2 separate regions of the Homo sapiens genome follow, and region 2 is linked to region 1. Evidence: read pairs that join two places in POLR2A ChIA-PET (ENCODE). Cell type or tissue: PC-9. All regions are shown on one strand. Region 1 overlaps SCAMP2 (secretory carrier membrane protein 2). Region 2 has its middle 2.7 kb from the start of CIMAP1C.

The links. Peaks named below come from ENCODE experiments on the same cell type or tissue, not always from the same donor. Only the 100,000 strongest peaks of a DNase experiment are listed, where the experiment ranks them.
Region 2: POLR2A ChIA-PET joins it to region 1 with 11 read pairs; 1 of 35 experiments calls an interaction of 5 or more read pairs at or near these places.

Annotation. Positions count from the first base shown.
Region 1 is chr15:74,856,299-74,858,798 of GRCh38, reverse strand. The region is part of intron 1 of SCAMP2 (secretory carrier membrane protein 2); the gene reads left to right. Among named protein-coding and RNA genes, the nearest start is that of ULK3, 14 kb to the right of the region's middle. RefSeq lists enhancers at 697-766, 997-1,046, 1,397-1,456, 1,487-1,596, 2,343-2,412. In PC-9, no CTCF peak of the experiment used is centred here; DNase peaks (open chromatin) are centred at 1,328 and 1,588; H3K27ac peaks cover 2,154 bases.
Region 2 is chr15:75,720,121-75,722,620 of GRCh38, reverse strand. No RefSeq gene overlaps it. Among named protein-coding and RNA genes, the nearest start is that of CIMAP1C, 2.7 kb to the left of the region's middle. In PC-9, CTCF peaks have their summits at 1,243 and 1,442; a DNase peak (open chromatin) is centred at 1,360.

The DNA.
Region 1 (2,500 bases):
TCTTTGAAGGAAAGAAGGAAGCAAGGAAACAAGCAGAAGCCCTTGTCAGTGTCCTCCTGGAGTGGGGCTCATTCATCCTGCCACATATTCACTGAGCGCCTTCAATTTGTCAGGCTCCGTACCAGGCTTCGAGATGCTTTGCCCCACTCAGCTTTACCATCTTGTGTCCCTGGAGACAGACTTGGATTGAAAATCTGGCTGAGCCACTACCCCTGAGATCTTAAGACAAGCTACTTCCCCTCTCTGAGCTTGAGCTTTTCCAGCTGCAAAATATAAATATTCCTTCCTCATAAGGCTGTTGTGAGGGTTAAATGAGGAGCTGTATTGTAGCTTTTCTCAGCCAGGGTCCCGAGCTGAGCCACAGAACAGAGAAGCTGATTGGAGTGACTCTCTCAGCTCTCTCAAGTATGGAGTATAACTAGTACCACCCTAGGTACCAGGAGAGCAGTAAAGTCATTATAAATAGTGGATTAGGGGGTCATAAGTCTTTTGAAGAACCAGGTCAAGGAAGGCCAGTAAAACCCTCTTTTCTGACAACTCGACACAGTGGCTAGTTCTGGGGTGACTAGAATTTCACAGTAGCATCATTGTGTGGTGAGTTTGGCACACCGTAGACACTAAGTAAATGTCAGCTTCCTTCCCCAGTCCCTCCTCCTCCCTCCCTTTCTTGCCAGGGCTCAGCTTGTCTTGAAGCCACGCACATCTTTCAGAAAGAGCCTAGGTTTTCTTAGATGGGAAAATATCCACTTGTCTCAGCGTTTTAGGTTGCTCTTCCTAGGCAACGTGCTTCCAGGCCCTTGGGCTACTGCTGTGATGCAGGTGCCTCCTGTTTGCTATGCCCTGGCACTTGGGCAGTGCTTTCTAAAAAGAGGGAGGCCCTACAGCGTGCTGCGTGTCTTCTCAAACCGCTGAGCTGCTGTGCTGCCATAGGCCCTTCACCAAGCACCAAGGAACTAGAATATGAACCAGACACAGATGCACATGGCTGCAGGGAGCTTCTAACTTAATCATGGAGATCAGATTTGTTTATGAGGAGCCCGGTGAGGAGTCCAAGGCCATGTCTTTAAGATTTTAGGAAAAAGGGAGGGATCAGAGTGGACAGGGCAGTCACCCTATGATCCCCATCACAGTCCCCTTCTGTCTGCCATTCATAAAGGAAATGGCATCTCTTTGTGGGCCTGGAGATCACCTATTAAACATGTGCACCTTGGCCAGATGTCTGTTTGCCATTACCTGAAACTGCTACCAGAGTGGCCCCTCTTCCTCTGTCCTCTGGTGACTCAGACTCGAGGAGCCACTTCTGTGGATGGTAGATCCGATTTCAGTGACTTCAGCGGTGGCTAGGTGTCTGCTGAGTCTGAGAGGGGAACAGATACCAAGCCCCAAATCTTCCTTGCAGGAAGCCAGATGATTCTGGTAGTAAACCACTGGTCATTCAGGCATGAAATAACCTCAAGGCCAATTCTTCAGCAACACAGAGCCTCCTGAACTTCACCTTGTCACTTTGTCCAAGTTGCAGGAGCCATCAGGGCAGAGGTGGTGTTCAGCAGGAAGAACATAGCCACAGTCTGTCGCAGAGGAGGTTGGAAGGGGTGGAGGCTGTAGTATGAGGCCCGTCCAGACACAGTGAGTTCTGGCTGTATGCCTGGAGGCAGTCAGACATTCATACCCTCTATGAACTGGTGGCTCAGGTGGGAAGATAAGAGATAAGAGGAAGTATCTGTGATAAAACCAGAGAACATATTCAATGCTGACCCTCAGCTCTATAAATATTCAGAGTAAGGAGAGAGCTCCCATTTTGGGTCCTAGGATCATGGTGAATATCAGTTTCTACATCTGTAAACTGAGGGGGTCACTCTGTGGCTATGTCTAATATTAGCATTGTATTTAACAATTGGATCTGGACAGGGCAAGGTGGCTCACATTTGTAATCCTAGTGCTTTGGGAGCCCAGGGTGGGAGGACCACTTGAGCTTAGGACTTCAAAACCAGCCTGGGCAACAAAGCAAGACCCCATCTCTACAAAAAAACTTTAAAAATCAGCCAGGCCTGGTGGCTCATGTGTGTAGTCCTGGTTACTCCGGAGGCTGAGGTGGGAGGAATGCTTGAGCCCAGGAGTTTGAGGCTACCATGAGCTATGATTGCACCACTGTACTCCAGCCTGGGCAACAGAGTGAGACCCTGTCTCTAAAAAAGAAAAAGGAAAAAAAAAAAAAAGAACTGGAGGCCAGGTGCAGTGGCTCACATCTGTAATCCCAGTACTTTGGGAGGCTGAGGTGAGCGGATCACCTGAGGCCAGGAGTTCAAGACCAGCTTGCCCAACATGGTGAAACCCCATCTCTACTAAAAATATAAAAATTAGCTAGGTGTGGTGGCAGGCGCCTGTAATCCCAGCTACTCAGGAGGCTGAGGCACGAGAATAGCTTGAGCCCAGAAGGCGGAGGCTGCAGTGAGTGGAGATCATGCCACTGCACTTCAGCCTGGGTGACAGAGCGTGACTC
Region 2 (2,500 bases), 860 kb before region 1:
GGGACCCCCACCTTCCTGGTGAGCGGGCAGTCTCCAAGTATTTCAGGCCCGGGGAGCCTCCTGCCTTCCTCCCTCACTGCTTCTGCCCCATCATCCTGGTGCACAGCTCTTCAGGAAACTAGGCCACCCCGCACCCCAGCAGGTCACAAGCCACTCCAATTTGTTCCAAATGCTTCCTTTCCTCCAGCTCTGATGGAGACCCAGCTCACCCCTGGAGGTGGCCCTCGGCCCTGTCCAAAGCTGGCTGCTCCGACATTCACATCCCTCATGCCTCAGAGTCCACAGTGCCGTGGGTCTCTGGCTGCCTTGGTCCCCAGACTGTGCCCTCCCCATCAAATGCCCCATTCCTCTGGGGCACTGGCATCCAGGTGTGTCCCCCTTCAGCTCCTCAGGGCTGCCCTGGGTCCCTACTCATAAACCTAGCAGCCGTGGCTCGAGGCCACCTCCACCCCACCCCAACTCCTGCCATGACCCTGATAGCTCAGGCCTCCCCAGGGACCACCACCAATGCCCTGGCCTCCCCGTTCCCAGACCTCCTCATGTGCAAACACCTCCACTCCACTCCCTCACAGGCCGGTCCCCCACTGCAATCCTGGGCTTCTCACCACCTCCCACAGCACTGACAGCCAGTCTCTCTGGGAGGCCATCCCCTGCCCCCCATCTCTGAGACCCCAGTGCTGACCCTGCACTCCCTGCACTTCTGCGTCATCCTTCAGGCCCCTCCAGCTTTCACCACCCTCCTCATCCAGCCCCTTTCCTGGAACATCCCAGCACTGCGTCCCCCAGGTCTGCGTTGTCCATCTGCATCAGGCAGCTAAAGCTGTCAGGACAGTCTCATGGCCAGAACCTTGGACCTGCCCTCCTCGCCACCTGCCACCCACCCCCACCTCTGGGCAGCCTGCCCTCCCCCTCTCCCCCACCCCCAGGGATCATCCCCTGCATGGCTCACTCTCCTCTGTTCGCCTGGCCATCCTTCCGGCCCCCCCATCCACCTGCCCCATCAGGCTGGGCTCTGACGAGTACCCCCCATCACAGCCTCAGAACCGCCATGTCTTTTGTCATCGGCTCCCACGTCCCGCCTGGGACACTGTGGATTGCACCCCTCTCCTTGGACTTGCGCCTCTCATCTGGCTCCCTCCTGTCACACTCTAGATATCCTAAGTCCCCTCTATCTATTCAAACTGTCCCCCAAGCCCACATGCTTCTCCGTCACTGCCTGTCCCTCTCTGCCCAGCCCACAGACCACCTTCCCCACAGAGGTGTTTTCCAGTCATCTCCATTCTCACCTCCCTCTCACACTTGACTCAGCCTGAGTTGGCTCCAGGCCCACTGCTCCACCCGAAAGAGGCTTAACTCGACGCCCGCCACCTGCAGGTGGCAGCTGCTTCCAAGGGACACTCTTCATCCTCTAATGCAATAAATGCCAGCCCTGCCTCACTCATGCTGCCCCTCCTGCTGGCTCCAGGACGCCCTCCTTCTTTCCTTCTGTCTCTCGGCTGCCCCTGCACTGGCTTTCTTCCTGGCTTCCTTCCTTCCTCAACCTGACCTTTCAATGTTGGCGTATGCTTATTCATTGCAAAGGGGAAACAGTAACTTTATAGAAGAGAGGCCTGGCAGGCATCACCTCAACCAAGTGATACGAGTCAACATCCCAATGATTGCACAATAGATGTGTGCCTCTTGGTTTTGTTTGTTTGGTTTTTTTGTGGGGGATTTTTGGGGGAGACAGAGTCTTTTGCTCTGTCACCCAGGCTAGAGTGCAGTGGCGTGATCTCAGCTCACTATGACCTCTGCCTCCTGGGTTCAAGCAATTCTCCTGCCTCAGCCTCCTGAATAACTGGGATTAGGGGAGCCTGCTACCATGCCCAGCTAATTTTTGTATTTTTAGGAGAGGCAGGGTTTCACCATGTTGGCCAGGCTGGTCTCGAACTCCTGACCTCAAGTAATCTGCCCTCCTTGGCCTCCCAAAGCGCTGGGATTGCAGGTGTAAGCCACCACGCCCAGCCAGTTATGTGTCTTTTGATAGGCTGCGTGAGAAGGGCACGGCATCACTTCCTAGGCATTCCTGCCACAATACAGAACCTGAATTTAATCATGAGGAAAACAGACAAACTCAAACCAAAATTCACCTAAAAGAACTGGCCTGTACTTGTCAAAAATGGCAACATCATGGAAGACAATGAAACGCTGAAGAACCATGCAAGATGAATAGACACTCAGAAGAAAGCCGAGGTTTTCTTTTGTTATAAAGGATATTTTTGGGAAAATTGGCAAAGCTGGGGAGAAAAAAGTCTATGGCTTAGTTCAAAGTATTGTACCAATGTTAATTTCCTGGTTTTGATCATTGCACTCCAGTTATGAAAGAGAAGGTCCTGTTCTAGGAAATACTGCTTGAGCCCAGGAGATCGAGACCAGCCTGGACAACACAGTGGGACCCTGTCACTACCAAAAAAGAAAAAAAAAAATAGCCAGGCACGGTGGTGTGTGCCTGTAATCCCAT